3 separate regions of the Homo sapiens genome follow, and regions 2 and 3 are each linked to region 1. Evidence: read pairs that join two places in POLR2A ChIA-PET (ENCODE). Cell type or tissue: OCI-LY7. All regions are shown on one strand.

Evidence for each region. Peaks named below come from ENCODE experiments on the same cell type or tissue, not always from the same donor. Only the 100,000 strongest peaks of a DNase experiment are listed, where the experiment ranks them.
Region 2: POLR2A ChIA-PET joins it to region 1 with 5 read pairs; 2 of 35 experiments call an interaction of 5 or more read pairs at or near these places.
Region 3: POLR2A ChIA-PET joins it to region 1 with 7 read pairs; 3 of 35 experiments call an interaction of 5 or more read pairs at or near these places.

Annotation. Positions count from the first base shown.
Region 1 is chr10:32,970,409-32,972,908 of GRCh38, reverse strand. No RefSeq gene overlaps it. Among named protein-coding and RNA genes, the nearest start is that of ITGB1-DT, 11 kb to the left of the region's middle. In OCI-LY7, no CTCF peak of the experiment used is centred here; DNase peaks (open chromatin) are centred at 228 and 998; H3K4me3 peaks cover 2,500 bases; H3K27ac peaks cover 2,500 bases.
Region 2 is chr10:32,850,057-32,852,556 of GRCh38, reverse strand. It overlaps CCDC7 (coiled-coil domain containing 7), which reads right to left. Exons shown (of 44, transcript NM_001395015.1): 41 at 625-750. Among named protein-coding and RNA genes, the nearest start is that of SNORA86, 50 kb to the left of the region's middle. In OCI-LY7, no CTCF peak of the experiment used is centred here; no DNase peak of the experiment used is centred here.
Region 3 is chr10:32,711,952-32,714,451 of GRCh38, reverse strand. All of the region lies in intron 26 of CCDC7 (coiled-coil domain containing 7), which reads right to left. Among named protein-coding and RNA genes, the nearest start is that of SNORA86, 190 kb to the left of the region's middle. In OCI-LY7, CTCF peaks have their summits at 466 and 665 (motif pointing left); no DNase peak of the experiment used is centred here.

The DNA.
Region 1 (2,500 bases):
TGTTCCTCAGGCTTAAAGTTTGAATTAACTATTGAGTGGCAAATAAGACTCTAGCCTGTTTGTAAAGATCTCCAGAGATGATTATTCCAAAACTTCAGAGACTCATTGCTATTCAACAATTCTTTGTTTTCTTCAAACAGAATTCAAGGGTTGGGTTTATCCTCATTTCCTCCACTGTGAAGCGGAAGAACTGAACACTGGCCTCACCCTCGCTGCAGATACTTGACATTGACAAAGTGGTCTAAATGCATTTCATTTTCCTCAAGTGTCTGGTGTTTTCTGTACAGAGACATACAATCACCACCTGATGAACCATCCCTAAAGCTTTATCTCTCACTTGAATGATTTCACTCTCTGTTCCTTGCTTCCCTGCAGAACTACCTCTCTCCCTCGCACACACACTAACAATTTTACCTTTCGATATTTAATTTGTTGTAAACTTCCATTTTCTGTATCAGAACTATCATTTTTAAATTATTCTCATCACAGGCACCAAAATTCAACTTTTTTTCCTCTAGATGTGGGGGATTTTTCACAAAAATAATGCTTTTTGCCTTTTTTTCAAGTTGCTGTTTTCAGTGATTAAAGGAAAACATTCAGGCTGTTTTTAGATGTCTGCTTACTAACTCGATCCTGAGCACCCATCTGCAGAACTCCTGATCATGCCTCAGCAAAGATACCAATTACTCCAGTTTCTACTGCAGTTGCTTAAGACTAGTGAAAATTGTAGCTGCTAAACTGTGAATGTCAACCAGTGATTTCTAATTCCTCTGAAAATCAAATTTCCCTCACAACTTAGGCTGGTTTCAAACAGCAACAACTACTGTTAGACTCCTAATTTAATGTTTTCCTGTCTTCTATATTGCTCCTCTATCCTATTTTTAGCTTCTTGATGAAATTCAAGTGTAGTCTCTTTAAAGACCTGCTCCTCCCATGCCAATTTTAATCAGCAGGGTGTGGGTCCCCAGGTGCACCTTGGCAGATTGAATATTTTTCAGTGCCAAAGTGAAAACGGTTGAGTGGCTTTACTTTACATAGTAATAGCCCAGTAGAATGTGAAGGCTCTTATCAGCAACCAGCTCTCAACCGTCCTGGCTCAGTCAGTCCACTGGCTTTAGTTTTTTCTCTTAGCTTTTACTCTTTTGCCCTTTGATCTCTGTGGTTCTTCTCTGAACTCTCATCACCAAGTTAAACAGGTCTAACTGTTTTATAGGGGTTAGTGCTATAGAGAGCATTCTTAGAAGGCTCCAACCAGCCCGTCAGTAATGACACAACAGAGAAAATAACAACGTCTTGAGTGTTAAGGTTACTGACCAAGGCCCCGGGGTAATTGTCACTGCCCAATCAGGCCAGCGAGACTGACCCAAGGTGCTCAAGTTGGTGGTATCCCAAGGTATTTTAAAGGAAAGGAGTTAAAATATGTACTAGCACCATCATTTTATAACATCTAGTATTTCAGTTAATTTTTGCATTACAGATATTGTCTCATTTAATTTACTATCCATAAGAACCCTGAGAAAGAGGTTCTCACTATCTCCATTTAACAGATGAAAAAGCTAAGGCCCCGAGAGGAGGTGTTAAAAATCAGAAAGAGATTCCAGGCTTGCCTGACTTCAGAGTGCAAGCTTTTACACCAAATCATGCTGTTCTGCAAAATACGGTGGGTTGGGAAAGGGTTCTCAGCCCACCAGGGTGCTTTGGGGTCCTATTCAAATAGTCAAAATAGTAAATGAAAAAAGAAATGGTATATAGCTTGTGGCACAGACTATGAGGTGTGTTCACACTTACTAGAAAATTGTCCTCTATAAACATCGAAGTTTCTTCTTCAATGAGTGGTTCTGAGTCAACCAGAGAGATGTAAATGTTTTACAAATGTTTTACAATGGCATATGAGGCCTCATAACTTTGCAGAAACCAGCAGCTTCTATTTCACTTTCCTTACCCCAGTTTAATACTGCTTGGAAGGGTGGGAAAAGGTGACTAGGAATATAAGAAAAAATAGAGAGGAAATTGATATGGTACCAAAGATATAACATAGAAATATTTTTCTAAAATAGACTTTGGGATGCACAAACAGGATTTCTAGGAGGCTAGATCCAAGTTAGTGGTAAGTTGTCCATGCAGTTTTTGGGTCCGGGAATATTCTTGATTACTATAGAAAGCTTTGGCTGCAATTTCTATATTAATGGGGTCTACAAGCATGCCATTTTCAGACTAACATTTGTCAATGGCTCTATACTGTCAGCGTTCACTTGTCTCTATCAAATCTGTGGACAGATGGTCCCTATTTTGAGTTTATGTAAATTATTTTAGATTAATGTTATAGTTTATCATTTCTGGGTTTTCCATTCTGCCTTTTTTCCCCCCGATCCCCTTTCCAACATACCAAAATGATTTTGATACTAATTCTGTTTTCCACAATTAACTATCCATGCAGATTATCTGTAAATGAGTACGTCTCTCAGTACCACCTAGGACTTATTCCTGTAAAACACTTACA
Region 2 (2,500 bases), 120 kb after region 1:
GAGCCAAGATCATGCCACTGCACTCCAGCCTGGGCGACAGAGCAAGACTCCGTTTATAAAAAAATAAAAAAAATTCAAACTCAATTAACTGTAGAAAATGTACCAGGGTGATAATTATATAATGATGCCTCTGGAGTGACAGATAAGAATCGAATCTTAGTTCTTAGATATTAATGGAGTTAAAAGCCTAGGTAGATGATAATGAAGGGAAGGGAAAAACTAAACATATGATTTATTTTTCTTCTCACCTATCCTTATGTTGTCTTTCTATTGTATGCTCTCCCTGGGGTTGCATAAAAGAGGGATACATAAATATAAGAAAGAGGTTATAAAATGAGTTTATCTCAGTCATCCACAAAATCTGCAGTAGTCAACAAGACAAGAAGGTGGAGAACAGAAATGGAGCTCCAATTTAGTCATAATGGAGAAGAGGAAGAGAAATGCCAGGGACAACTACTCATTGCTAAGAATGAACAAATGTTAGGTGCACTTAACTCACAATTTACTTTCATTTATATTTTGCCAAACTGTTATATGACTAAAGCTATTACAACTTGGTTATTTACATTTAGTTATAGCTTTATTTTAAAAATCACACTGTACACTAAAAATATTAAAAATTACCTGAAGGGAGTTGATTCAGTAAAGGAAGGTGGATGTCTTTAGAAAAGCTTGGACCAGCCCTATATGTTCTATAAATTGCTTTTGAAGGTGCAGTCACATAGGGTGAAGAGTACTCATAAGTTTCCTCTAGAAAAATTTGGAAAATATGTTAGCCATACAATAGATGACATTTGTAATTATTTTTAATACTCACACAGTATATATGCACACAACATCAAAGCATCTAAATATATAAAGCAAACATTTAAAAAAACTGAAAGGATACATAGACTGCAACAAAATTTCAATATCCCCTATTATTGAACAAGAGACAGGTCATCCAGATAGAAAATAAATAAACACTGGAATTGAACTACACATAAGATAAAGCATATTTATCAGACAATTACACAATGTTCTATCCAACAGTAACAGGATACACATTCTTCTCAAGTGCACAAAGAACATTCTCCAGAACAGATCGTATGTTAGGCCACAAAAGAGGTCTTAACAATGTAAGATCAAAATTACATCAAATATCAACTAGATATCAGTAACAGGAGAATAAAAAGAAACTTAATAAATCTTTGAAACATTAAACAATATGCTCCTGAAGAACTACTGTGTCAAGAAGGAAATTAAAAAGGGAAATTTAAATATATCTACAGACAAAAGAAAATAAAAACGTAACATACAAAAACTTAATGGGATGCGGCAAAAGTAGTCCTAAGAGGAAAGTTTATAGCATTAAATGTCTACATCATAAAAGAAGAATCAAATAAACAACCTAAAATTACACTTCACAGAAGTAGTAAAAGCAGAACTAAGCATAAATCTACCAGAAGAAAAAAAAATAAAGATCAAAGCAGAAATAAAGAACACAGAGACTAGAAACGATCAATTCCATTTGCCCCAGCCTGCATTCCATTCTGGTATCCTCCAATATCCTGGTTCATTTATTTTTTCATGTATGTTTTTACTGAGAAAATTATAATGCTATTGAAGGGTGAAATAGGTGACCTTACTGTATGGATTATTGACTGCCATATTTGCCTTCGTTTCTCCCTGCTGTTTGTTAATGGGAGTGTCTTCTGTGGTCTGTCCCTGTCTCACCACTGTTACATTGCATGTCTCTGTGTGTGTGTGTGTGTGTGTGTGTGTGTGTGTGTGTGTGTGTGTTGTCAGAGACAAGTGACATTTCAAAAAAAATCTCTGAATCAAAAGAAGTCATATCATAGAAGCTGCCTCTGAAAATGATTATATATCACAATATCGTGGTCTTTGGCACTGATGCCAAAATTGGATAAGAATTTGTGGGGTCCTGGGAAGAGCTGATTCTATTTTGCATGTGGGAGGGCCATGAATATTCTCAATCAGCAGGAACACTGTGGTGGATTGATTTCAGTGACGGTCTCTGTGTTCTTGCCTACTTGTATTGATGTTCTTCCATACTAACTCTGGTCTTAGTTATATGACTTTGGTGAATATGACAAAAGTAAATGAATGTGAGCAGAGACTTCAAAACTGCTCATACATTGAGGCTTGCCCGCATGCTGCTCTTAGAACTTGAAGACTCCTAGCTAGTTGGCTGGATGATGAGAAACATGCAGCCAAGTCACCTCCTGGGCCAGTTATTAAGTTTAGCCACCAAACCACCCTTCTACACTCTGCTTCATGATACTGGATCTGGGGATTCTGCAGACCACATTTTTGCTTTGCAAAGTAGCTCCAAGGTAGGCCGTGCAAGATAGGCTAGATAGAGGAAATCTGCAAATTTGGAGGAAAAAGGACAGACTTGTTCTTCTCATTTTGTTCCTGGTGGGCTTTGAGAGCTTCCTGTCTCTTTTCAGTTTCTGTGAAGAACATCCTGGTATTGTTTCCTTATCCCAAAAGTAGC
Region 3 (2,500 bases), 260 kb after region 1:
CCTAGGGCCCTGGTGGTGTAGGCACCCAAAGGAATCTCCTGGTCTGCGTGATGCGAAGACTGTGGGAAAAGCATAGTATCTGGGCCAGATGGCACTGTCCCTCATGGCACAGTCCCTCACGGCTTCCCTTGGCTAGGGGAAGGAGTTCCCTGACCCCTTGCACTTCCTGGGTGAGGCAATGCCCCACCCTGCTTCTGCTCGCCCTCCTTGAGCTGCACCCACTTTCTAACCAGTCCCAATGAGACGAACCGAGTACCTCAGTTAGAAATGCAGAAACCACCCACCTTCTGCATTGGTATCACTGGGAGCTGCAGACTGGAGCTGTTCCTATTTGGCCATCTTGCCTGGGAATATAGCCCCCAGTTTTCTAACCAAACTCCCACAGTGGTTCAAATTAGAGAACCAACAAAGGGCTTCTTACAGTATCCTGGCCAGCCACGCTGATAGTCCCTTGGTTGCACAGTGAGAGTGAAAAGAACAGATGATAAGATTGTTGACCAGACTCAGATTTCTAGATTCAGTTATTTCAATTCTGCTGGTTATCAAACCTCCTCCTAAGGTCATGTCAATCAGATATAGTCCAGATATTAACTGGCAAATCTTGAGCATGGAAAACGTGGCTGCTGCCCAGATAGCAAACACTGGCCAATGGAAAGAGTGGCAAAAAAATGGCAATCATGTGCCCTCTGCTGCTCAATCCAGGCAATGGCCTTCTAGAGGAGATCTATGAGATTGGTCACCAAACAACAGGGTCTCAAAGGAGTAGGATTGATGGGCCCCCCAATAGATAGTGAGCCATGGTGGTCCCACCAGGCACTAAGGTCCATATGGTGATGTCCACTATGAACAGTATGAGTGCTATTTTCTCTAACCCTCTCAGTGAATCTTGAGACTTGAGTAGTTTGCTTCCTTGATGAAGGAAGTAATCTTATGAAATTTAGAGTGATACATTGTGGGATCTAACATACAGACCCTTCCTACTTTTACCCAGATCTCTCATCTTTCACAAATAAGCATGACTAGGGGTTAGTACAAGGTCCCTAGGTCCCCAGTGGGGAACTGAGGACCTACACCTAGGACAAAGTTTGAAGTGGGGGTGGGAAAAAATGACATTTCTTGGGCCTTTTGGATACTGGTCAACAAATTACTGTGATCCTCACAATCCCTGACATGAGGACGAGGAGGAAACAAATAATTCTTTCTAGTTTTTAATCTGAGGTCACCACAAACAGGACCTCTTTCTAAACCAACTATGGGGTAGATCCCTTTGGGCCACTATAAACCCCTATTGTCATGGCCTCTACTACTGAATATATTACTAGTTAAATACATTTTCTATATGAACCAACACTAGCATTTACACCCACCTCCTGATGGGATTTGCTGCAGTCCAGGTATTTCGTGGGATATGTGGAAGATCATGACCTACCAAACTACTGGCACGTAGTACCAATGTCTACCAAAACCAGTATTAACACTCTGGGGATAAAAAAGGGAATAATTTCCCTCATTGCCAAGCTTTAAGAACCCAACTATCTGTACACTATTTCTGTATTCAATAGACTCATCTGGCCTATGTGAAAGACCTCAGGTGCCTAAACTCTGTACTGATAAGGGTTCTAAAAAGCATAAGTGCTACCTTTGGCACCAATGGTAACCTGACATTGTGACAGTTACAGAGGCTGTTGTCCAGGATGAAGGAACTTGGTATGTACCAATTGACATAGCAAATGTCCTTTCAGCATTCCTCTCCAAGAGGATGATCAGGATTAGTTAGAATTATGTAGGATAGGTTACAATAAACCACTAATATCTTTCCACAAGGCTTCCAAAATTCCCCAACTATCTGTATCAATGCATAGGTTATGACCTGGACAAAGTTCCACTCCTGGAAGAAGCATTAACTTTCTGAACTGTTTATGAAATCATCCTAGTGAGCTCAGACAAGGACACTACCCAAAAGGAACCAGATGCTCTGTTCACCCACGTGCAGCATGTACTGTGCCATTATCATTGGAAAAGGCACAAGGACCTAAAACCCAAGTGAAATTCCTGGGTGTAATCCGTAAAGGCTATGGTGTAATCTGTAAAGGCTATGGTGCTCCATTCCAGAGATGATGATTGTCGATGCTTTTGGCCAGCTCTGACTCGAAAAGTAAAAATAATGTGAGCAATAAATGGGACCATTCATCTGCTGCCATGCTCACATTCAAGCCACAGAGATCAGACAGCATCCTCTATCAGGTTACCATAAAGACCACTACCTTTGAATGGGGCCTTGACCAGCATGATACCCTGGAAATCCTTCTACTGGCCACCCTGGCTGCCCTTGTACCTCTCTGATTTCCATTTGTTGCTTCAGTTACAGATCTCGGCAATACTTCTGCCTACTGACTGGGACTACAACAGATCAGAGGTGCCCATAAATGGCCAGCAGCAGATGAGAGGTACCCATCTTTTGTGAGACAATTATTGGCCTATTATTGTCCTGAGATGGATA